3 separate regions of the Mus musculus genome follow, and all the other regions are linked to region 3. The links are chromatin loops, found by intact Hi-C in ENCODE. Cell type or tissue: gastrocnemius. All regions are shown on one strand.

Region 1 (8,000 bases), 150 kb after region 3:
CCAACTTCAGCTGGTGGCGCACACCTTTGATCCCGGCAGAAGCAGGCAGATCTCTGTGACTTTGAGGCCAGCCCGGTCTACAAAGTGAGTTTCAGGGCAGCCAAGGCTACACAGAGAAACCACGACTAGGATGATAACGATGACCGGCTTCTCCCTACCCGGTTCTGTGGGTTTCACATCGGACTCTCTGGAACCCTGACGTGCCACCAATGGTGCCTCTCCTTAGAGAGTGGCCCGAGTATTGTAACTTGGCATTGAGGTTCAACATTAGAAATTGTTTGGGCTCCTCTGGATCCCCAGAATTTCAGAGCAAGCCTCTTAGTTTCTGCAAGGAGGCCAGCGGAGATTCTAACAGGAGTGGCAGGGCCTGGAAATCAGATGCCAATCCTAAGTCTCCCAGTGCATGAACATGGGCTGTCTTTCCATTTATTTATTATTATATGTAAGTACACTAGAGCTGTCTTCAGACTCACCAGAAGAGGGCGCCAGATACCATTACAGATGGTTGTGAGTCACCATGCGGTTGCTGGGATTTGAACTCAGGACTTCAGAAGAGCAGTTGGTGCTCTTAACCACTGAGCCATCTCTCTAGCCCGCTCCTGTGCTTTTTTAATCCCTGTGCCTGAGATGGAACCCAATGAGTGCCTTGTGGGTTTGCTCAACGACAGTTCTACTGCTGAGCTACACCCTCTGCCCTGGTATTTAACTTTATTTCCTGAAATGTGAGCATATAGAACTAGAACTGAGAGAACGTGAGGGTCTGGCAGTGGACAAAGGGCATGAGAGCCCAAGGAGGAAGCTATGGCAGGGATGAGTCAGGCTGACCCTCCTGTGGATGGCGCAGACTAGAGTCATACGTGGCCAAAACAGCTGAGCTAAGGGGCGGGTGAGAGACTGAGGCTTAGGTGAGGGACAGACAAGTTAGAGTGGAGAAGGATGGAAGTGCCCCCCAGCCCCCCCTTCTGGGATACAGAGGCCTGTTTCAGTGTGTGCAGGATGCCCCTAGATTAGGCACATGTGGCTTCATCTTGTGCCCAAACACCTGCGCATCTTCCCAACCTGCCCCAGAGCTAGGCCAGAGCTCTTAGCACCCCAAGCCCTGGAGGTCCCCAGCCATTAACAGTTACGCCTGGAATTGTCCAGGGTCTGATCCTCTGGTCAACCACCAGGGGTCAGTAGATGCAGCAGATTGGGGTCGCTGGGACAGCCAGCACGGTGCCCAGCAGACATACACACACACACACACCCGGACCCCCGAGACTGCTTGAGTCCTTCCCATAAAGACCAGAGAACAGCTGCTCTCCCCTGCCCAGTAGCCTCCCACCCCCTCCCTGTCGTCGACCTCATTAGGCATTCCACTGGTGCCACCAGCTAATTAGTGTCACGTTAATTGAGCGTTCAAGAGGCTGCCACCTCCAAGGGCGGAGTGTCACGGTGAAGGGGAATACAGATGAAGGGTGGTGCCCAGGGACCCTTTCTGTCCCAGAGAAACACTCACACTCACTCACACACACACACACACACACTCCCTCCCATCTCAGCTTAGAATGCCCTGGGACTTCCTGATGCTGAGGAGGAAAGGAATGGCTGCCAGCCCTCCCCTCCTGTGGGAAGAGGACAGCCCCACTCTGTACCCTGAAATCTGAGGTCCCCGGAACTACTGCTCCAGGGACATATACCATGAATCAGAAGGGGCCTGGCCACCTGGGGAGGACCCAGTTCTAAGCTGCTGTCTGCAGCTCCAGGCTCCTGAGCAGGTCCCTTCCCTGACCCTCCAGTCTCACCCTGCGTTTCTGTCTAATGGCGCTCTCTCGCTCGACCCAGTATATATACCTCACAAAGCACAGCCTGCCCTCCGTGATTCAGGCCTGGGTACTGCCACACATCTGGGCACAGAACCAGGAATTCTGGGTTGGCAGCTCCATACTCCCCCTTGAACAGGTATCCCAATTGCATACCAGCATTAGCAAGAACCGAGGCTGCCTAAGGTCTGCGTGGTCAGAGTGAAGCCAGAGAACCAACGCTGGTCCCTTAGCTTCTCCGTGCTGTGGACCCCACAGCGGAGCCCCGCCCTCTCTCCCCTGCCAGGCAGCAGAGTGTGAAGCCATCTCTTGTCTCCCTGAGGCAACATTAAACCCCACTCAGAGGGCTGGTTTTAATTGGCTTAATATACTCGTTAATAACCGCATCTATTTAACGCACCTGTAAAAGGCCCATAACATTAACTTAATGGCAGCGACAGTTCTCCTCAGCACTTCCTGCCAGCCTTTTAAATCTCCAGACAAGCCTTTAATGGGGGCTTCATGGATGGAGATGGATTGGGAGAGAGACAAGCAGGGAGAGGCAGCCTGGGTCACCCTTGCTTGATGGCATCCCTGTGTGTCTAACCTTTCCTGAGAAACCAGGCCTCCTCCCACCACAGTGGTCCCAGGAGGGCACAGTATCTGGCCCAGAGGAAACATGTGACAGATACTGTCTGTGCATTCAGGGCCTGTGACAGGAAGGGAGGCTGTCGAGGAAGAAGTGGGTAGTACCTCTGATGTCACCCTGAACACACCTTAGTGGGAGGCTCCAGAAAAATCACTGTGATCAGTGCCCAAGGGACAAGGAAGGCGGGCCCTTTGCATCCGCTCCCGAGACCCTCTGGGGCTCACATAGTGTGAAGCCAGTCTACTACAGGCTCGGAGAAGGGCTGCGGTACACTCAGGCACACAGGGTAGAGCTGGGACTTAAAAGCCTGTCTGTTGTGCTGGAGAGATGGCTCAGTGGTTAAGAGCACCAACTACTCTTCCAAAGGTCCTGAGTTCAAATCCCAGCAACCCCATGGTGGCTTATAACCATCCTTTAATGAGATCTGCCTTCTTCTGAGTGTCTGAAGACAGTGACAGTGTCCTTGCATATGAAAAGAGTAACAGGCTTGGCAGCTGAGCCATCAAGCCAGTGGGGGTTGGGTAGAAGCCTGTCTGTCACCTGCCTCCGGACTGGACACATCTGTGGATTAACCTGCTAGGGCCCTTATAACCCCATCAGTCTTTGTACCACCAGCTAGGGGCCAAACCTCTGACACATGGCCTCTCTGGAGATTTTTATATCCATCCCTGGGAACCTACCACTTGGAGCACACACCCAGATGACCACAGTTGCCTGGGGCCAGGAAGTTTGTTCTCTGGGTTGCTGGCCCCTCTGTTAAGATCCAATATGGCTCCCTCTCCTCTCATTTCTTACTTACGCTGTGTCCAAGCCGGGAGCCCCTCCAGCCCACCATTCAGTCCTCACTGAACCTCACTGCTGACTCCCGGGGCATCGTGGCACACTGCCCCAGGAATCAGCACCAAACAGCCACTATGTCCCAGACAGGACAGGACGGACTCTTTCCCGTAATGTTCCTGGGGGAAGGAGGGGGGAGGTGCTTAGGTCCTCTGAATGCAGCATACCTGTCTGTGGCCTCTCCACACAGCTGGGTCTAGGTGCCGGTCACATGGCTCTTACAAAGTTACCTTGAGTGGTATGGAATACCTTTGATGCCAGCACTTGGGAGGCCAGGGCCCGCCATCTCTGAAAACGTTCGTGAGGTCTACATAGTGAGTGCCAGGACAGAGAGCTACAGATATAGATACAGATATAAAAGGTCAGCTCATAAAAGCCACTCCTCTGCCCACCCACACTACAGTCTCCTCAGGACCATCAAGCCACCAATCCAGTTCATGTCAGACGAGGGGAATCAGACACTGAGATTTTGAGATATGTGCCCAAGGACACAGACACGTCCACCACCCTGTCAGCTTGCCACCATCCTGTTTCTGGGGCTTGTTGATGCCTGCCACCTCCATACAGGGTGCCAGTTCCTTAGCTCACTGCCTGCATAACAGAGCCCAGGAACAATACGGTGGGTATTCTGCAGGCAGGGGCAGTGGGCAGGGGTCCAGAATGGATAGGCTCAGGTGTCTGCTGGTCCCTTCCATGATGAAGACGCCAGGATGGGTCCCCCAAACCGGCTAGAACACAGGAGATGGAACTCCTCACCCGGCTGAGGTGCCCGCTGCCACAGGCTCCCCAGCCCCTCAGCCCCTCTCCCAATTCCCTAGGGCCCTGTGTTTACCAAACAGACTGACAGCATGCGCGCTTGTGGCTGGGTTTTCGCCACAGAAAAGTCTGGAACTTTGCCAACCTGGGCCCAGGAGCCAAGTAGCCCAGGGCCCCAAGCCAAGTCCACTGCAGAACAGGCTGTGTGAAGCACTGGGGGACAGCCAGAAAAAGTCTTTTGGGGACCAAGGTTTAAGACAGAGGCTACTATGTCAAAAGCGCACGCAGAGGCCACAATTAAACCAGGTGCATGATGGGAGGCTCCAGCAGCCCCACAGTGGGCTTACCCAAGCACCAGCCAGGAAACAGTGACTGCCCAGTCAGTCAGTCAGTCTATCTGTCTGTCTCTGTCTCTCTCTCTCCTTGAAACTAGATGATGGCCTCCTAAGGGTGGCCCTCAGTACTCTAGACCCTGCCTGGTTGTCACCTCTAGTCTCTTCACCTGTAAAAAAGAGACCCGTGTGTCATCTTACCTTGTGACCCTGTGGCTGATGGGACTCAGAAACCCAAGAGTCCCTCAGGCCCAGCTAGGGCTGGACTGTCTGCTTCTAACAAGACTCACAAGGCCGTTGCCCCCACTTCTGTAGCCTCTCCACAGATCCTCTCGGGACTCTGTTGTGGGAGAGCCACATACCTTCTGAGGGGTCTTACTGATTCTAAAGTTCAGCCCTGCCTGGATGGGACCCGGGGGCTTGCAGGGGCTCAAGTGGTCAGGAAGGCAGGTCTCCAGGCTGCCTGCCACATGTCACACCCACCCACCCTACCTACATCACAGGGATGCCGCCCCCAACACTCTCACAGTTGTCCCGCCCTCCGTGCACAAGCTGCTCAGAAAATGGTGGATGCAGAGCCTGGCACTCAATCACTGCTGGCTGAGACCCCTCCAAACACCCTTCTCGCTCTTCCTCAGCACCGCCACCTGCAGGACGCCCGCTGGCCAGAAGGGGGCGAGGTGCGCCCTCTTTTGGTAACAAGACTGGAGAACAATCGTCTCCTTTTTTCCTTAAGGTTTTGAACACCTAATTTATTCCATCCATTAGATAGATTTTGTAGATTTAATCATTTTCACAGTTGGTGGCTCATTGGATACTCAAGATAAACTCGGAATGAAAGCATAATGCCGAGGACAAATGAGTTTTCACACCACAATGGCAGACGCTCGCCTGGAAAGAGAGTTTAAGGGGAGTGAGAACACACATGGATCTCATTTTTCCCCCCTCCCGGCAGCTGCTTTTGCTGAGTCTGGTGGGTTTCCACAGCTAATTTCACCAGTTTCGTTCATCTGTAAAATTGCATAAAAGTGACATTTTTGTGCTCATTATAGCAACTGCTGATTTATGGCTGGCAAATGAAGAGCCCGGTCCCTTTTTTGCGGGACTCTCAGAGCGGTGCTAAGTGCCCATGAAATTGCTTGTATAATGTAGTTTAAATCCAATCGCAGAGAAAGATTCCCCCATTGGCCAAAGTGACATTTCCATTCTCCACACCAAGTTTATTTTAGGCTACTTAAGAGCAGGGGATGCCCAGAGCAGGGCAGGGGTGGACGTACCTGCTAAGATTGAGAGGTGAAGGGAATGCTACCCCGGTCCATGTTGTCACTGTCCCCTTCCGCATCACCCCTGTACAACACCATCTATAGCTACCCAGTACCCTGAGCAGTACACTTGCTGACCCGTAAGGCTTGACAGATCCCCCCATGCCCAAGACTGTTGCTGTGCACTTTGGGATGGGAAGCAGCCCACCCCCACCCTCACCCCCAGTTTCACTGGAAGTTGCCAGTGTATATACCCTAGCCATGACAGGCACATGTCTCCAACTGTTTGGAGTCCCCAGTGTAGTGAGAAGCTACTCTGGTGTGCACGGGCCCTGAGCTGCCTCTGGCCTCCCAAATACAGAGAACCATCATCCACACTAACACTGGACCATGGCTGTGAGGTCAGGGCTCTAGGAGGACCAGACAGGAGGCCTCCAATGGAAAGGATCTTGTGGGTGTCCCTCTCTGGTGAGACTCTGCCCCCAGCCAGAGTTGAACAACATAGATCTCTCCCTCCCCTACTCAAGTTCTGCCTTGTGCACAGGGACTACTAAACCCTCCCAGATACCTGTGAAGGCAGCCTTAGGAGCAACACTGCCCTACTTTACAGATGGTGAAGCCCTTTGCCTAAGTCCCCAGGAATTACAATATCCTGGCTCTGTTCTGTGCCTCTGTGCCCCTTGGTACACCAAGGTCACCCTGCTGACCCGGAGCCAGTATCATCCCCATTCCACAAGTGAGAAAACTGAAGCTTTTGTAAGCAGACAGCTTGCCCAGGACTACACTGCCCACCTAACCATGGTTCCACCCAAATCCCTGCCAGCAACAGTCGTCGGTACAGGTCTTCCTGTATGTATGCCACCCTGACTCCTGCCCATGTCCCCCGGCCTCAGAGGAATCTGTGGTCTGGTCTAGAATGGCTCAGGGTGTCAGAAGAGAGGGTCTTAGGACCAGCAACTCCTCCCCTCCCCCAGTGACAGAGCCAGTTGTGGCCACCTGTAGTAAGTCTCACAATCTAGGATGCCACACCCAGTATTAACAGGGCAGCCACCATGAGCGCCCTGCATCAGATTCACCTCGCCCCACCAGGGACGCTAGCACAACTAGTCACTGTTAACTGGAAACGGGTTAGGGCTTGGGGTACTCGGTTGGTAGGGCCTTGCCTAGCGTTGTAAAGCTCCGGGTTGGAATCTGAGTAGTGCATAACAGCATTAGGGTACATGCCTGAGAGGGACAGAGGAATCAGCTTCAAGGTCATTCCTGTATAAGCATCAAGTTTGAGAGCAACTTGGGACACACACACAGGTCCCTATCTCAGAGAGGAAAAAAAATCGCAAGCTTGCCTGTGGCCGAGGACGGGCGTGCATGTGTGCAGTTTCCTCTCTGAACCTTAGGTTTTGGTCCAGAAGTTGGAAGTGTGGGAAGAACGGGGAAAATTGAGGGAAAGGGACCGACCAGGCAACTCCTGGAGGCGGTGGGGTGTGAGGGGCTGTGGCTGCCCCGTCTCTCACTTGTGCCTCTGTCCCTGCAGGTGAGTCAGTGGCCAGCTCTATGCATTCCTCGCGCTACCCTAGCCCAGCGGAGCTGGATGCCTACGCGGAGAAGGTAGCCAACAGTCCCCTGTCCATCAAGATCTTCCCCACCAACATCCGAGTGCCGCAGCACAAGCACCTGAGCCGCACGGTCAATGGCTACGACACCAGCGGCCAGCGTTACAGCCCCTACCCTCAGCACACCGCCGGCTACCAGGGCCTTCTGGCCATCGTCAAGGCCGCCGTCTCCTCGAGTGCTCATGCGCCCGCCGGCCACCCCAAAAGCGTGCTCAAGAGTGTGGAGGGCAAGCGGACTAAACTGTCGCCGGCCACCGTGCAGGTGGGCATTGCGCCTTACCCAGTGCCCAGCACCCTGGGGCCCTTGGCCTACCCGAAGCCACCCGAGGCACCTGCACCACCGCCCAGCCTGCCTGCAGCAGCCACTGCCACCTCTGTGATCCCTCTGCCCGGCCGGGGCCTTCCCCTCCCCCCCTCCAACCTACCCTCTATCCATAGCATCCTGTACCAGCTCAACCAGCAATGCCAGGCCCCGGGTGCTGCACCAAGCGCCTGTCAGGGCGTGGCTGTGCCCCACCCCAGTCCAGCTAAGCATGGCCCAGTCCCCAGCTTTCCCAACCTGGCTTACTCGGCCACAGCCGGTCTGCCAGACTGCCGGAAGGGCACAGAACTGAGCCAGGGAGCCACCCCAGCCCTGACACTGGCTGGGGCCACCAAACCTGCAGGGTATGCAGAAGGTGGCCTGGATTACCTGCTGTGGCCACAGAAGCCACCCCCACCCCCACCCCAGCCGCTGCGGGCCTACAGTAGCAGCACCGTAGCCGGCAAGTCCC
Region 2 (8,000 bases), 110 kb after region 3:
TCCTCATAGGGCCTGTTCCAAGAGTAAACGGAATAATGCATAGTACCTACCCTCAAACAGGTACTCAGTGAATAGGATTACCTGCTTTCAACCCTTTAGGTCTTCGACAAAGGGACTACAACAACCAGCATGCCTTGCCCTTCCAATCGGGACTCCTTCGCCTGTTTTAGGCTCGCAGCAAGCCGGGAGTTGTAGTCCTCTAGGAGCAGGACCCGCCTCATCCCCGCTTGGGGAAAAAGGTTGGAGAGCCGCCCTGCCGGCCTTTGAATTTTGCCGCGAAAAGCGCGCGTGGCGGCCCCCAGCCCCGCCTCGCGGAGGACGCGGCGCCGCGTCACCGTGGTAACCGCCTCTCGGCTGCAGCTGATTGGGCCGTAACGCGGGGGGCGGACCGGGGGTGAGACGCAGCGGCAGGAGCGGGCGCCCGCGCCTGTCAGTCGTGCCGGAGCGGAGCAGCGGGCAGCATTGCCGGGCCGGCAGCTCTGCGAAGAGGCTGCGCGCGCCGGCCAGGCCGGGCGAAGAGCCGGGCCCGAGGCTAGGCGAGGGTGCTGGGCAGCGCGAGGTTGCGGCTCCGGGAGCCCCGCGAACCGTCCCGGGCCACGGGCACGGGAGAGACCTGTGCGCCGACCGCTGCTGCGGCGCTCGAGCACCATACCGGGTGCACGGCTCTCCATCCCCGAGTCTGCCCTGCGCCTGCTGGATCTGCTGGTCCTCAGCGCCAAGGCCCGCGAGGCTACATCCCAGTCTCTGCCGCTCGCTGCGGCTGCCACTGCCGCTGCTCGCCGGCTTCCCCTCCCCCCACACCCGGAGCTCGGAGCAGGAGGAGGAGGGGCCGGCTCATTCTCGGCGCTGCTCTCTGCAACCTGCGGGGGCCGGTGCACGCCGGGCGAGGAGCCCGGGCCGCTGCAGGTGCGTGCAACCCTCCGAGGAGACGGACTCTCCACCTCTGAGCAAAGCCGGGAGCTGCAAGCCGAGGGCGGGAGGGCAAGCGAGAGGAAGCAACAAAGACAGGCTGCAGCTGGGGCTGGCGAGAGGGGCCGCGGCCGCCGGCCTCCCAGCGCGGACGGAGAGGGCGCCCTGGGAGAGGCGCGGGCAGAGCTGCAGCGGTGAGCCGGGCCCCGAAGGGAGGCGCAGCGCCTCCCGCCGGACGTATGGAGCACAGTCTCCTGCGAGGATGCGCCGCCTGAGCGCGCGAGCGGCCGGGGTCCCAGGCGGACGCGACGGGTACTGAGAGGGGGGAAAAAAAAACCTTTTTCCGACTTCGGACGGCGCTTCCGGACGCAGGGATCGCCCTCACCGACGGCTCCCCTTTCCATACGAAGAAAGACATCGGCCCCCTAAGGGGGCCTTTCTCCAGCAATCTTTATCACCCCTGCATGGCCGCAACCCGCAGATCGGAGCGTCGTGGCCTCTGAGATTTGGTGCCCTTCGTCCGACTGCCTGATACGGTGAGTTGCGGGGTGCAGAATTTTGGGTTTGAGCTGGGGACAGCTCCTCGCAACCTGGCAACCTGGACTGGCCCTAAAAGGGCCCTAGGTTGTTGGGTGCCCAGAGACAGCAATGCTACTTGTCCACCCTTGTCCTGCCCACACAACTTATTTGGACTGGCTGGAGTGGAGATTGTGGACCCTCGTGGGTATTCTACTGACATCGGTATTTGTCAGAGGAAAGGCACCCCACCCATGAAGCTAACAAAGGTGGTGGCCCTGTCCTCTGGAGATTCTTAGGGAATCTTGTACTTTTGTAAAGATTGATTGGGGGCAGCCAGGGTTGGCCAGCATGGAGGGGGTCTACAAAACCACCTTTGGGATCTTAAAGAGACAGAGCTCAGAGACAGGGAGTCCCAAAACTTCATGTCTGAGGATGGTGTCTTTCCAGGCAAGACATTTGTGTGTCTATTGTTACAAATAACTCACAAAGACAGCATGTTCCAATGGGCTGCATGTGACATCACTGCCCGACCTTTGATGTCACCAGAATTGTGACAACACAGCTGGCTTTGAGTGGAGCCAGAATGGCCAAGGCCGAATGCCTTGGTGTAGTAGAAGGTGAAGGCCAACTCCCTGTCCTCCCCGGCCGCAATCTTATGACCTAAATCCCCACTCGAGGTGGGGGAGGGAGGCAGGCAGTGCCAGCTGTCCCTGCCCCTGAGGACAGGTGTTCAGAACTCTGCCTATGTCTCCTGCAGTGTCTGGAGTCTCCCAGACTCCCAAACAGAGCAACCTCTTACTTTTAAGCAGGATGCTTAAAAGGAGGTCCCCATGAACCCTACCATGTACCCAGCCAGCAACTGGAGTTCCCAGGGTCCCCAGAAAAATGTGGGCTTCAGCCTTCAAACAGGCTTCTCTTGAAAAGGTGAATGTCCTGCCTGAGCCAGAGAGAGAGGGGAGCCAGGACCTTCCTGGTGTGTGTGTGTGTGTCTGTCTGTCTGTCTGTCTGTCTGTCTGTGTAAGTTCAGGGAACTCCCCTGCTCTTCAAGGTAAGGGGCCATGGTCCAGCTGGGACTCCTGCCTTAGCTGTTCCCCTTCTGTCATTTAAGATGACTTTGACAAGCAGTGTAATAGATGCTCATTAAGCAAATACCAGGCCAGGGGGGATAGGTGGAGATGCTGAGAGCCCTCCTCTCCCCACCGAACTCTGGCAGCAGCCCTGTACAGTATGGAGCCCAGAGAGCTCCCAAGCCACAGCCTGCTTACTCTCATTTGCCCATCCCAGCAATCACTGCCAGGGCCAGATAGGGGGTAAAATAGCCACAGTCAAGTTTCTAGGGGAAAGATTGAAGACGCTGGCATTGTTGCTCCCATGGGGGGGGGGGGCGGGGACGACAGGTGAGACAGGGTTTCTCTACAGACCATTTTTACAGCCTCCTCCCAGGCTCTTCCATTAACAGGTCAATAAATACCGGGGTGGGGGGGGGAGGCCACTTTGGAGGTTTGGTGGGGTGATCCTGTTTCCAGCTGAAGGGTTTCTTTACACGCAAGCTTCCAAGGACAGCCAGCGGCACAACAGCAGATTGGGGGTGGAGTGGAGAGGGGAGGCTGTGGGCACAGGGCTGTTTGCCCGGCCTCTCTCAACACTTCCCAGCTTAGAAACAAACTTGGAGTGTGCGCCAGAGATACACACACACACACACACACACACACACACACACACACACAAACACGCGGTTGGAGGCCCTCTGTGGAGTATTTACAGTCCCTCAGCCAAGGCAGAGGGAAAGGCTGTCAGAGTTGGGCAACTCCTTCTGTTCCTTTCCCTCTGCTCCCTGGGCTTGGCAGTGAGCGCCAGACGGGGGGGGGGGGGGGAGCGGTGTGTGTGGGGAGTTGCCAGCTTACCCGGCGTCTTCCAGAGCGCCAGGCATTTTGCGGCATCTCAGCTGCTTCTCAGGAGTGGATTGTGCTGTGACCCATTTTGTGGATGAGAAACCCAAGGCTCAAGTCAAAGAAGTGATGATGCGCAGCCAGGCAGCTCCAGTGGGTTGGCCTCGGTGCTCCCCCCACCCCATTCAGAATCTCCAGGACTTGGGCATAGGGGAGGCACCCCTGTCCTAGGACGGTTTCCTGGGTGAACTGAACACAGTGGTAACTTCTGCCAGGCCTTGTGAGTCCAGCCTGTTCCCTTATACCTGCTAGGCTCCTATCTGTAGCCCTGGGGGGGGGGGGGTTATATAGCATGAAACCCACCTGCCAGAGATAGTGAAAAAGCCAGCCTTCTTCATGTGAGATGGCCCTGGGCTACTCAGAGCCCCTGGCAGGCTCTCCTGGTGGAAGACAGGTTTATAGATGGTAACAGAACTTTAATGGGTGGCGATCCTGACCTAGGGGCAGGTGGGGGTGGGGGGGTGGGGCGGGGCGGATAGAAGAGCAACACACCGGATGAGTAGTTCAGAGCTGTCTGAGGGTTGAATGGGGCAGGGTGGCACTGAGGTGTTTGTTCTGTGTCCTGGAGTCTCATGTGACAGGGCAGGTGTATGAACCATTCCTGCAGCATATTCCTAAGCCCCGCCCCCTCCCAATGCTCCCATCACTGGCACTTAACCAGTGCCCCGACCAGTTGCTCTAAACCAGGTATAGGCCCTGTCCAGCTTGATGCCTTTGGTGAGAAACTTGAAGCTCCCCTTCCCCGGGGGTGGGGGTGGGGGCAGGCTTATTGCCGAGACTGGAATGGTTGGGTCTGGGACCGACTGCTGTGTGATCGCATTGCTTGGCTTTGAGTCTGAGCCTCGGTTTCCTTATCTGTCAGAAGGAGCTACAAGCAGGGGCGTGGTGAGGATTCTGTGAGGGCTTAGCACAGGCCAGAGCCTACAGTAAGTGTTCCATAAATGTAGTTTCTACCTGCTATTAGCATAATCCTCAGCTCTCCCAGTGTCTCAGAGCCCAATGCTGAAGACCGGGTTTCTAGGCTAGGGTAGGGTCCCCAGCCTTCCAGCGCCTCTGCAAGGGGGCTCCCACGTGGTGAGCCTACAGGGGGAGCACACGTGGCTCCCATCTGAGTACCAGGGGCCGGGCCTGACCAGGGCGTCCTCCCCAACCTCCCTCCTGCCCACTCTTGCTTTGCCAACCCTCCCAGTCAGAGAAAGCAGGCAAGCAGCTCGTATTCATGAACCGTAATTCAATCAGGCAGCGATTCCTTGGGGCTGGGCGGGGGCGAGAACGAGAAGGCGCGCACAAAAGGGCCGCTTTATTACCTCCCGCGGGCCGGGAATTGCTGCTCTCCCCCAGCACCGGCCGGAGCCGCCTTTATTGTGTTAACCCATTTGCGTGTCAAGAGCTATTGTGCGCTTTCTCGCCGCCGGTGCGGTGCGGCTGAGGGAGGAGGGCTGCGCTGCCGGCCGGTCACCTCCGCGGGCGCCGCCCGCCGCCCTGATTGGTTGCTAAGCGATTTGCATCCAAGGTAATCACTTTTATCTCAGAAGGATGTCGACTATAATTATAAGCTACTGACATCTTTTGAAATCTGCCTAATGACTATTTTAGTCTGCCCGGGCTGGGGGTGGGGAGGGGGATTCTGCGAAGGGATGGAGGCTGTCGGGGGTGTGTGGGCATTCCTTCCACCTGGACCACTGATTGCTTAGTTGAGAAACAGCTGAGTGCCTGCTGCCAGCCTCAGACAAAAGGCAAACCTAGACTGTGGCTGGTGGGGCGCCCCTATTCACCCGTGGTGGACTTAGTGCCATTTCAGAGATGGGGAAATAGAGGCCTCAGAAGGAGCCAGATGACCAATAGATAACTCAATCCCTCTAACTTGTTTCACTTGGGGGGGGGCACAGGATATGTTTATGCCCCGTGGTCACACAGCCTGGGAGTGGAAGGGGGAGGGCAGTGGATCCCCATAGTCAGGGTTGGGGGTGGGGGACACGGGTAGTGGGAAGAGTATAACTGGGTTAAAATTCTTCTGCCCTATCTCTTGTGCCCTTGGGTAAACCCTTCACCTCGGCCTTGACAATGGGGTGCTGGCCTTGAAGATTGTGATACCCTCAGAGCAAATCTGCAGGCAGTGGGAACCCTGGATTGGACAGAAACTGGCTGGAGGGAACCCCAAGAGTGGAAGACTGTAGTTGTTCAGGGAGGGCCTCGGGAGGGACCAAGAATCTGCCCGGCCCAGCATGCAGGAGGGAGTCTCAGGCAGAGGGAGAAAGGGCCCCTGGTATGGTCAGGAAAGGAGCACTTGGAGAGGAGGAGGGTCGTGAGTAAAGGAGAGAGAAGCTAATAGGGACATTAGAGGATGCTCTCTAGCGGGCTCCCTCCCTCTGTGTGGCTCAAGGGAAGAGAGGCTTCATTCAAGGCCTGGGGTCTGGAGAGGTCAGCAGGGGACCGCCCGCGGGGGTCCTTAGGCCTGTTTGGGGGAGAACCCTGGTTTCTATCCTCATTGGGTATGTGTGTTTCCTGACAGATTGGTTACCCTCGTGGGCCTCAGTTTCCCGATTGGTTTATTGGCAGTAGCAGTTCTCCCATGGGCTTGTGGGTAGAAAAATTCTGCACATACAGGACACGTTCTGGAGCTATGAGGATGAGTGAACTAGGCTAAGATCCTGGCCAGTTACCTCAGCTCCACATCTAGCCATTGCCCCAGCTCCAGCAGCTGTTCTCCCCGCCTGTGTGTCCCCCCCCCCCCCAAGCTCCTCTTATTGTGTACTCAAGAGGCCCAGGAGACAAAAGTCCAGGAGGTCAGGAGGTGAGGCCAGAGGAGCTGGCTGTGAACTGGCTCCCAGGGACAAGGACTCAGACACAGAACTTAATGACCTAGGGTATGTGGGGAGAGAGGCCTCCCTGGGAGGAGGGAGGCTGGCCGCCTGGCAGAGCCCAGGCTGAGCTTGGCACTGACTGAGGCAGAGGCAGCAGCTTCAGGCCACACACCCTCACCATCTGTGTGACCACAGGCTCCTAATCTGTCAGGTAGATCCAGAGTCTGCCTGAGAGGAAGGGTGTGAGGCCCGGGGCCATTGCCCAGCCAGAGGGCTTCTCTGCTCCTGGCACCTGAGACGATGCAGAGGTGGTGTCTGAAGAAGAGGCTTAGGCTCTAGATCAGGCTAACTGCCACTCCAGAGAGGATCACCATATATGGGTTTCTGTACCTGGAAGCCAGGTGGGCAGATGCCCCTGGGGAAGGGGGACTTAGCTCTCAAAAAGCATACAGGGACCCACAGGTGGAAACTTAAACCAGGGAGGGCTTCACAGAGTGGGAAGGCTGGCTTTCTGGTTCTTCTCTTTTTAAACTCCTCTATCTCTCATGAGAACCATGGTAGACATCTGTGTGCTAGCCCGCGCTTCCTGCTTTGGTCTCCACTGTTGTCCCACTGAAGGCAGTTTTATCCTTGTATAAGTGCCCCATCACAGGTGAGCGTCCACAGAGGTCTGACACCTCGGAGGGTGGGGCTGGGCAGGTTGTCCTAACAAAATGCCTGAACAGGAAGGAGCTGAGGGGGATATTGTACAGTAGCCATCTCTTCATGTTCTGCACAACCTTGAGCAAGTTGCCTCCTGCCTGAACCCAGATGCACCCACATCCTCTATAAGCCCATAAAATGTCAAGGATGTTAAGGCCTGACTCCCTTCTGCCAGGTTGCCCTTGGCAGACATTGCCAGTCAATTGCTGCCCTCTTCCCCTGCCTCGTTCTTTTCCTGACCTTGGACTCTCTCCAGCACTCCGGGCAGCCAGTGCCAATCAGTCATTGGGGCCTATGGTCTGAGACAGGTCGGGTGCCTAGCCTTAATGTACTCAGGGGTCCCTCTGTGTGGTTCAGAGGGCCAGGGCACCACAGCTGGAGATTCTCAGGGAGACCTTCTTTGAGGGTAGGGGTTGTTCTAAAACTATTTAAGCGTGAGGGTCGGTTACTACCAGCCATGCACATTCCAAAGCGCCTGTAGCCTGGAATTTATTTACAGTTAGTGTTTGCTGAGCTCTTGCTGGACACCCTTTGGGCACCCGCAGGCCTCTGTGTCTCTGAAGAGCTCAGGCCACTTCAAAGATGAAGCAACTGAAGTTCAAACTGAGTGGCATAGCTTACACACTTCAGACCTGGGACTCAAAGGCCATAGCCTAGGGGGTGTCGGGCAGACGGGACAGCCTCTTGAGCAAGCTGTCACTTGCTCTGAAGCCTTAAAGGTTTCTGCTAGGCGTGCCCAGGAAGAGCGGAGTGTGTCGAGAATATCATGTCAGGTAGGAAAGGACCATCAGGATGTGGCCGGGATGTGACTGGCAGTTCTGAGCAGAGGAGCAAAGAGGTTCTAACTTAAGTATCTAGCATCTCTGCCAACCAGGGTGCTGTGCTTGGTACTACCTGCTCCTGGGCTGCTGGAAGCCTTGGACGGACGGGGGTACATGGTAGGTTGACATCCAAGAACTGTTGAATGAATGCATGCATGCTTCGAGAGCAGAGTTTTCCCGAATACCCTGGGAGTCCAGCTGGAATCCCCAGGCCTGGCAGGGGAGTGGCTGGAGAGGAGACTTAAGCAGGTCCCCAGGGCAGGGGCCCTCTCAGCCCTCCACAGCCCTGCTGTCTG
Region 3 (8,000 bases):
CGATCTTTCCTGAGCACCTACTGTGCGCTCACCTCGAAGTCCTCAAACCTTGCTTCCCAGCTCTTGGCTCCTCCCACGTTCAGAATCACAGACCGGAGCAGGGAAGTAATAAAGATGAAAACATCTCGCACATGCCCTGTCGAGCCCCTAGAGCAAGCACCGGGAGCAGCAGGCTGATTACGCAGGGAGGGTATTTTTGGCTGCCACAGCCGCTCAAGTGCACATCGCTGCTCCCGGACAGCTTTGCATGTGAACCAGCGAGCTATTCTCTGGTGTCAGAGTCTGTCACCTGATTCTTGACAGATTTTGGATCAGAATGTGACAGGTGTCTGGAACCTGCCTTGACAACGTGACACCTGGAGCTCAGGCACACAGAGAGGCCCCTGAAGTCTCCGCATGCACGCATGCATGCAGCCCGCCGAGCTCATGAAAGGCACTCAGGGCTGCCACCAGGCCGTGTTGCCTGTCTACTCTTCTATCAGTATCCCAGCAAGTGTGCGGGCCCTCGGAAGAGCACCTGGCAGAGCTAGCTTAGCCATGGGTGGCCCTCCATACACGGCATCCTGAGCTCCAGGCTCAGAGCAGATACCCTCCATCCCACCCCACCCTCCATGCAAGAGGAAGGAAGCATCTGGAATGCCAAGGGTGCTCTAACAAGCAGGGGCACTCTGGCACTGACCCGCTACCTGGGATGGCCCCAGACAGATTTTTTTTTTTTGCCCCTGGCCCTCAGTGTTCCTTTTCTAAAATGGGATAATAGTGACATATACTGATAACAGGGTTTGCAGAGCACAGGTGTTAGGCAAAAGTCCTTCCCTTCACACAGCCGTGGGTGGTGGGGAGCAGGGGTCATGACAGACTTCATACTGTCTGCTTCCTTGGGAGGAAAGGACTGAGACGGCAGAGCCAACCCTCACCCTACCCTGCCAGAATCCCAGGCCCAGGAGGGAGGGCAGGCAGAGCCTTGCTGGGTGCTCCTCTCCAGCACATAGTGTGTACCCAGCATCCAACAAAACGCAAGCAGTGGCCGCCTTCAGCATTTACCCACATGCGCCTTGTTAGTCCTCGGCAAGCAGCAATCACTGCACATAATTGAAGAAACCTAGACAAATATTTAGCTATTTCCTCTCCACTTGTGACCTTGCTGGAGTGGCAGCCAGGTTCTTATTCCGAAAACCAGCCCGGGAGGGAGGCAGCAGTAGGGTTGGCACACCGTATATGACACTTTCTCTCTCGCAAATAGTAAGCCCTCCTCACTGGCCTTTAGCAGGAAAGGAACTGTCGTTTCCTAAGTAAGGGACGGGCGGCAATGGCTTCAAGCATAGCTTCATCCAGAGATTGAAGCCCTGGGGTTAGAGATCTTTCACGTGATCTCTGACCACATGGCAGGTGGGTAGGTGTGGTGGCTAGTGTCTGGAGCCAACTGGTTTCGGCCATTCTGGTGATGGGGACCTCTACCCCCACCCCTGTCCAGTTTGGATTATGTGCATGTCCCTTATAATCCCAAGGGCCAGGCTTGGTACTGACTTCATTGGGGGTGGGGGTGGGGTCACTTATCTAAGCCCCACAGAGAGAGCGTGAGCTGTCCCAAATCAGCAGCTGCCAGGTGGACAGGCAACCTGGGATGCGACAGAGGGCTCGCCCTGGGTGGGCCCAGGCAGGAACAGATGACCCCTCTTCTAGGAGCTGATAGACATGAACCAGCACCATCTGAATGCTCTCGGGGTGGGCCACAACTCCCTGGACCAGCTCTGCCAAGTAACGGCAGCACACGGACTGCACAGCAAGCTGACGGGCGCTGGCGGTGGCGGCTGTGGCATCACCCTCCTGAAGCCAGGTACGTGATATGCGGCCTGCTAGGTGTCTGGTTGCCAGTGTGAACTGTGGTGGAGGGTCCGCAGGAGAATCCCCTAGAGGGGGGAAGACTTGAGCTCTGCTCTGTGGCCTTGAGCAAGTGAGTTGACCTCCCTGTGTCCCTGTGGGAAAGCATGGATGATAGCAGGTAGACTACTGGACCATTGCTCCCCGCCAGGAGGAGCCTGTGGCTGAAAAGCTCATCTGCCCCGGGCTGCTTCTGCCTCCACCTGCACAAGTTTTGGAGACATCCGGGGCGGGCTCCCACCCCCTAGCTGCCACCTGACTCCTGATCACTGGGAGGAACGGATGGGCATAGAAGAGTGAAATGGCCATGCTCATTGGTCTTTGTGGGAAAGACCCACTGATAGACCTGAGGGGAGGGAGCTCCATGCTATACCAGAGCGAGAGGAATCCTTGCTGCAGGCATCCAGTGGTACCATCTGCCTCACCCACCCCTGTGCTTGCCCTCCTCCTCCTCCTCTTTCTCCTCTTCCTCTTCTTCCTCCTCCTCCCGCTATCTCCTCACTCTGTACAGCCCACCAGGGTTCCCAAAGCCCCAGGCTTCTGGCTTCAAGGACTGTGATGCCCTCCCTGCCTCCTGGAGGCCTTGTGTGGTGGCTCCTGGTCCACGGGTGATGCTTGTGAGTCAGTGCTTTAAGAGCATGCCCAGTATGCCAGGTGCTGGCCAGGTACACACGTGGGGGGGGGGCATTGTCAGCCCCATTCCTGGTAGGGAAACTGAGACCCATATGAGGATTAAGTTTGAAGCCACATTGGAAGCATGGTGTGAAGTCAAGAGGCATAGCAAAGCTGGTGACTACAGCCCATGAGGAGGGTGTAGGGCTTGGCACATGGCTCATAGGTACCACAGTGAGCCTCAGAAGCCACAAGATACACCGCAGGAGGGCCTCACTCCAGGGGTGGGAGCGTCCGCTGAGAACCATCCCCCAAGGCTGACTGCCCTCCCTCCCCAGGTCTAGAGCAAGCCACAGTGGAGGCAGCCAAGCAGGCCCTGACCAGCTGCGGGTTTGACTGCTGGGAGACCAGCATCGGCGCACCCGGAGTTTCCACACACTCAGCTGCAGCTGTAGGGGACCCTGTCCGACAAGCCCTGGGCCTCTGAGACCACCCGACACACCATCCTACCAAGAAGCCTCTAAGTATCTGGGGCTGGAGTTGGCCTGCACCTTCTAGACTCTGACCTCATCCGTGTTCTGCCGTTTCTGAAGCCAGGCAGGGATTAGTTGTGGGGTCTTCTGAGATGGCAGGCTGACACAGGAGGCCTTCGCCCTGGAGCTCCTATGGGCACATCGGCCTCACACAAACTCTCTGGCTCCTAGCCACGCACTCTTCTGTCCAGCCACGATGTCCCCTAAGGAACCACCTGGCCAGCAGCTCGTGGCTCCTGGCTCCTGGCTCTTGCCCTCTCTCGGAGATCATCAGCTGAGGCAAGGCATGCCGACTGCCTGTCTCCGTGTGGAAAAGCTGCTGTGGGGGAAATAAAAAGAAATAGTACAAACAAAGCCTTGGGCCCTGTGGGAAGGCAGGGCTAGTGCACGCTGCTCCTCAACCCTTCCAGTGCATCCGCCCTCTCCCTGGGAGTTCTCTGACTGAAGAAAGACATCTGTCTTAGTCAGGGTTTCTATTCCTGCACAAAATGTCATGACCAAGATGTAAGTTGGGGAGGAAAGGGTTTATTCGGCTTACACTTCCATACTGCTATTTATCACCAAAGGAAGTCAGGACTGGAACTCAAGCAGGTCAGAAAGCAGGAGCTGATGCAGAGGCCATGGAGGGATGTTTCTTACTGGCTTGCTTCCCCTGGCTTACTCAGCTTGCTTTCTATTGAACCCAAAACCACCAACCCAGGGGTGGTACCACCCACAAGGGGCCCTTCCCCCCTTGATCACTAATTGAGAAAATGCCCCACAGCTGGATTTCATGGAGGCATTTCCTCAAATGAAGCTCTTTTCTCTGTGATAACTCCAGCCTTGACACACAAAACCAGCCAGTACAGCATCCATCACTTTGCCGTGTAGCTCAGGGAGGGAGTTTTCCTAGGAAGCCATTGCTGCACAGGGACGCCTCCATCACAGCACAGAGTACAGCTCTCCTGGGTACCCACCAGTGTACCACAGCTCTGAAACCCGGGAAGTGAACTTACAACCTGGGGCATCCCTTCCTTGTGATGTCAGCTGGCTGGATGTACCCCTCCCCCCCATGCCTCTGCAATGGCAGGGTCCACCAAAGCCCAGTGAACTAGTTCCTCAGCCACAGAGCGGGTGGGAGCCAGGGGCCTTTGTGGAGCTGGGCCGGACTGGAGTGGACTGGGTTTCTGATGACTCCGTGTATTTGCACTCAGCCGCTAGGGGGCAGCAGGTGCCTTTCCCACCTTCCTCAGGAGGAGGGCAGATGGCAGCTGGGCTAGGGGGTGGGGGGAGCACCACCTAGAGGTCACTACCAGCAGCCCGAGGGCCCCAAGAAGATGAGGCCCAGCACGTTCCCTGGTAGGTCTGTGCCCCTGCCCTTCAGAAAGAAGAGTAATTCACAGAGAGAGAACGTTAGATTCTGAGCCCAACACACCGAGCAAACTCATCCCTGTTTATCAAGCCAAGAAGCCAAGGCTCAGAACTGACAGGTCCAAAGCCACCCAGCTAGCTGATCTGTCTTAGAAGCTGATTGACTCCAAGGCCTGCCCTCAACCTGCTCTGCCCTGGAAGTGGTCCCCCACCCCACCCCACCCCCACCCTCACTGTGGCTGTAGCCACCTGTAGCACGTAGGCACAGTTTCTCTGATCAGAAGTACTTGGTCAAGTCTGGGGCCAAATGTCTTCTCCACCACACAATTTGAATCTGGGGCATGGGACGATCGTGCCAACATGGGGGTGGGATGTGTGTGAGGTGTCTGTGGTAGCTATAGCGCTGGAGAGGAGCATCTGAGACTAAGGTCCGAAGAGCCTTCGTGCTCCCTAGGAGATAGATATCAGCAGCCGACACTGATTCGATGCTCTAGCCCTCAGGAAGCAGCCACCTGCCTCAGCTGCCGTTGTGGCCACACACACACCCCTGCGCACCCGTTGCCACCATACCTATGTCTGAGAGACCTTTGCAGCCACGATTGCTATGAGTGCTCACACAGCGCTGACACTGGCTGTTCTTGGTCATCCCAGAACAAAGACCCAGGAGCGCCGTGCCCTGTCTGCCTTGGACGTTCAGCCCTTGCTCCGGGTGGGACGCCGTCACTGAGGGATATACCTTTTCCCTTTCTTTTACGTGTGTGTGTGTGTGTGTGTGTGTGTGTGTGTGTGTGTGTGTGTGTGTGTGAAACAAAAGAACATCTTGGGTGGGCCAGCTCTGCTGATTGAACTCAAGCCATCAGACCCGGCAGCCAGCGCCTTTACCAGCAGAGCCATCTTGCTGGCCCACTGGTAGCTTCTTTAAGCTCCTGGGTGATTCCAGTGTATGCTCAGGCCTGAGGTCACTAAGTCAGAGGACCTCAAGGTCACCTCTGCCACGCCAACCTGGTGGCTGAGCTCAGCTCCGAGCAGGCTCCATTCCAGCTCTTTCACCCTTGTGGCCTTGCGGCCTTGGGCCAAGTCACCTTGGCAGGCTTTCTCTTAGAGAGTGAGGTGAACAGAGTCACATTCAGACTGCATATGAAGATCAAGCGAGAGAACACACAGCAACCCTTGGTGCTATGCTGGCTACACCGTGGGTGCTCAGTCAATGCTCACTGCAGTCTTGTTCTGAATAACGGCAAGGTGTTTCCCAGAAACATCAGCATCCCGTGGTGCTGATTAAAACCCTAGCCTTGCCGGTCAGAGATGCTCTTCTATCCACTGTTGGAAAACTTGCTAGTGCCGCCCAGCTTCACCCCCATCCCACCCTCAACTTCTCTGCTCTGACACAGCCTGGCACCCTCTGCCACTACCACCCCTGGGGCCCTTACAGCACCCAGCACAGCCTCCAGTGCACAGCAGGGCCTCCCATGGGGAGGCAGGATGCAGATGTACCAGATGGGAGCTGGTGTCTTCTCCTCTGTGAAGCTTTGCTCTTCTGGTGCCATGGGGCAGCATTTGGTGTGGGCTCTGGCTGGCCTGCCAACTTCCTTGTGCCCACTCTGCCCTCCGGTTTTGTCCTGGGTCACCTGATCCAGCTCACTTCATCCCTAGCTCCCAGAAAAGTCGCTCCTTTCCTGGCCACCTGGCTCCTAGCTCATGTCTTCCAGTGAGGAGTGGAGAGCCACTTCTGCAGCTGGGACCTCTGGTTCTAGCCTGGGCTCTTGGCTCTGAGACTGCCACTAGAAACGTGAGTTCCACCGGGCAGTGGTGGCACATGCCTTTGATCTCAGCACTTGAGAGATAGAGGCAGTTAGATTTCTGAGTTCAAGGCCAGCCTGGTCTACATACAGAGTGAGTTCCAGGACACCCAGAGCTACACAGAGAAACCCTGTCTCAAAAAAAACAAAAAAGAAAGAAATGTGTGAGAGCAGGCTGGAGAGATGGCTCAGCGGTTAAGAGCGCTGACTGTACTTCTGAAAGTCCTGAGTTCAATTCCCAGCAACCACATGGTGGCTCACAACTATCTGTAATGGGATCTGATGCCCTCTTCTGGTGTGTCTGAAGACAGCTACAGTGTACTTATATATAATAAATAAATCTTTTTTTGTTTGTTTGGTTGGTTTGGAGTTTTTTTTGTTTGTTTGTTTGGTTGGTTGGTTTGGTTTGGTTTGGTTTGGTTTTTGGTTTTTCGAGACAGGGTTTCTCTGTGTAGCTCTGGCTGTCCTGGAACTCACTTTGTAGACCAGGCTGGCCTCGAACTCAGAAATCTGCCTGCCTCTGCATCCCAGGTGCTGGGATTAAAGGAGTGCACCACCAAGCCGGGCTGTTTGGTTTGCCAGCTAATGTTGGATTTGCTCGCACACGACATTGGGCCTCAAGCTTCTAGCTGCAGAGCATCTTGGGTAGTGGCAGAATAATTCTTCCATTTCACAGAGAGGCAGCCGGGCAGGTGTGCCCTCAGACAGGCTGGGCAACCGGCTTGGATCCGAGCACTGCCAGCCTGGCTGATTTTGACCAGAGCTTGTTTCAGGATGCGAGGCAGCTGTGCCAGGCCCTCGCTGTGCTCTCGGAGATTCCACAGAGGCCCGAGGCCCAGGGCTGCTGAGTCCTCGCATCTAGTCAAATCTGAGTTTTCTGTCTCATTTATTTCTTCCTCACCATAGACCTGTGTGATGAATGAGATGTCAGATAACGGGGATGGGCCCCGCCTCTGGCGGCTGGATCCTCTTGGGGCCCTACAAAGGGGTCACAGCACAAGAGAGAGGAAGGGACTTCCTCCCCTCCCAAGCCCTCCCAGCTCCCTCCTTGTATAAGGGAGGGTCAGGGAGGCCTGAATACATCAGTTAATAGAGCCAGCTTGTACCCAGGGATGAGATGTGTGAGCCTGTTCTGGGCCAAGCTCTGCCTGATCCCTCATGCCCTCTCACTGTGAAGTTCAGATGACTTGGAAGCCATTCAGGGGCCTTTTCATGATGTGTAGGCTGAAGCAGCATTTCCCCAGGCTACTCCCAGGCCTCCCAAGATCCCTATGGCTTCCTCTTTCTTCCAGAGAAAGGTGCTACTTCCCTTCATGGGCTAGAGTGAGCAGGCTCCACCCCGTGTCATGAGCATACCTACTGTGTGCAGGGAGCTGGGCCAGGTCCCCACACCTACTGTGTGCAGGGAGGTAGGCCAGGCCACACACCTACTGTGTGCAGGGAGGTAGGCCAGGCCACACACCTACTGTGTGCAGGGAGCTAGGCCAGGCCTCACACCTACTGTGTGCAGGGAACTTGACCAGGCCTCAGAGAGGCGACCAGGGCTGTCCAGCCCTCCAGGACACTCTGGCTCTTCATTTTCTCCATTCATTCCAAGCCCATGAAGAACATACATGAGCCCCAGTTTATTTCTGAGGAAACTGAAGCCCAGAAGGGAAGACCCTGCTCTAAGTCACAGGATCAGGGCTGAAGTCCTCAGGTCTCTGGACTCCAGGCACAGTGTGCATTCTGAGATGCTCTGGCCTCCCGCGGGTAGATGGGATGTCCTGAGAGAAGTGGCCAGTGGATGAGGCCGGGAGCGACAGCTTGCTGTGTGACTGGAAAC

The links. Peaks named below come from ENCODE experiments on the same cell type or tissue, not always from the same donor. Only the 100,000 strongest peaks of a DNase experiment are listed, where the experiment ranks them.
Region 1: it touches region 3 in a loop (8-fold over the local background); 21 of 42 quality-filtered maps call a loop at or near these places.
Region 2: it touches region 3 in a loop (2.4-fold over the local background); 24 of 42 quality-filtered maps call a loop at or near these places.

What each region holds. Positions count from the first base shown.
Region 1 is chr5:114,603,679-114,611,678 of GRCm38, forward strand. It overlaps Fam222a (family with sequence similarity 222, member A), which reads left to right. Exons shown (of 3, transcript NM_001004180.1): 3 at 7,149-8,000. Among named protein-coding and RNA genes, the nearest start is that of Gm34844, 10 kb to the left of the region's middle. In gastrocnemius, CTCF peaks have their summits at 478 (motif pointing right) and 1,167 (motif pointing right); DNase peaks (open chromatin) are centred at 1,195, 3,946, 4,168 and 5,009.
Region 2 is chr5:114,566,980-114,574,979 of GRCm38, forward strand. It overlaps Fam222a (family with sequence similarity 222, member A), which reads left to right and starts at 1,272. Exons shown (of 3, transcript NM_001004180.1): 1 at 1,272-1,445. In gastrocnemius, a CTCF peak has its summit at 1,153; DNase peaks (open chromatin) are centred at 337, 784, 1,044, 3,142 and 3 more places; H3K4me3 peaks cover 3,179 bases; H3K27ac peaks cover 1,070 bases.
Region 3 is chr5:114,457,212-114,465,211 of GRCm38, forward strand. It overlaps Mvk (mevalonate kinase), which reads left to right. Exons shown (of 11, transcript NM_023556.3): 10 at 1,684-1,837; 11 at 2,832-3,380. The coding sequence ends at 2,980. Among named protein-coding and RNA genes, the nearest start is that of Mvk, 17 kb to the left of the region's middle. In gastrocnemius, a CTCF peak has its summit at 4,238 (motif pointing right); DNase peaks (open chromatin) are centred at 250, 1,708, 2,848, 3,188 and 2 more places.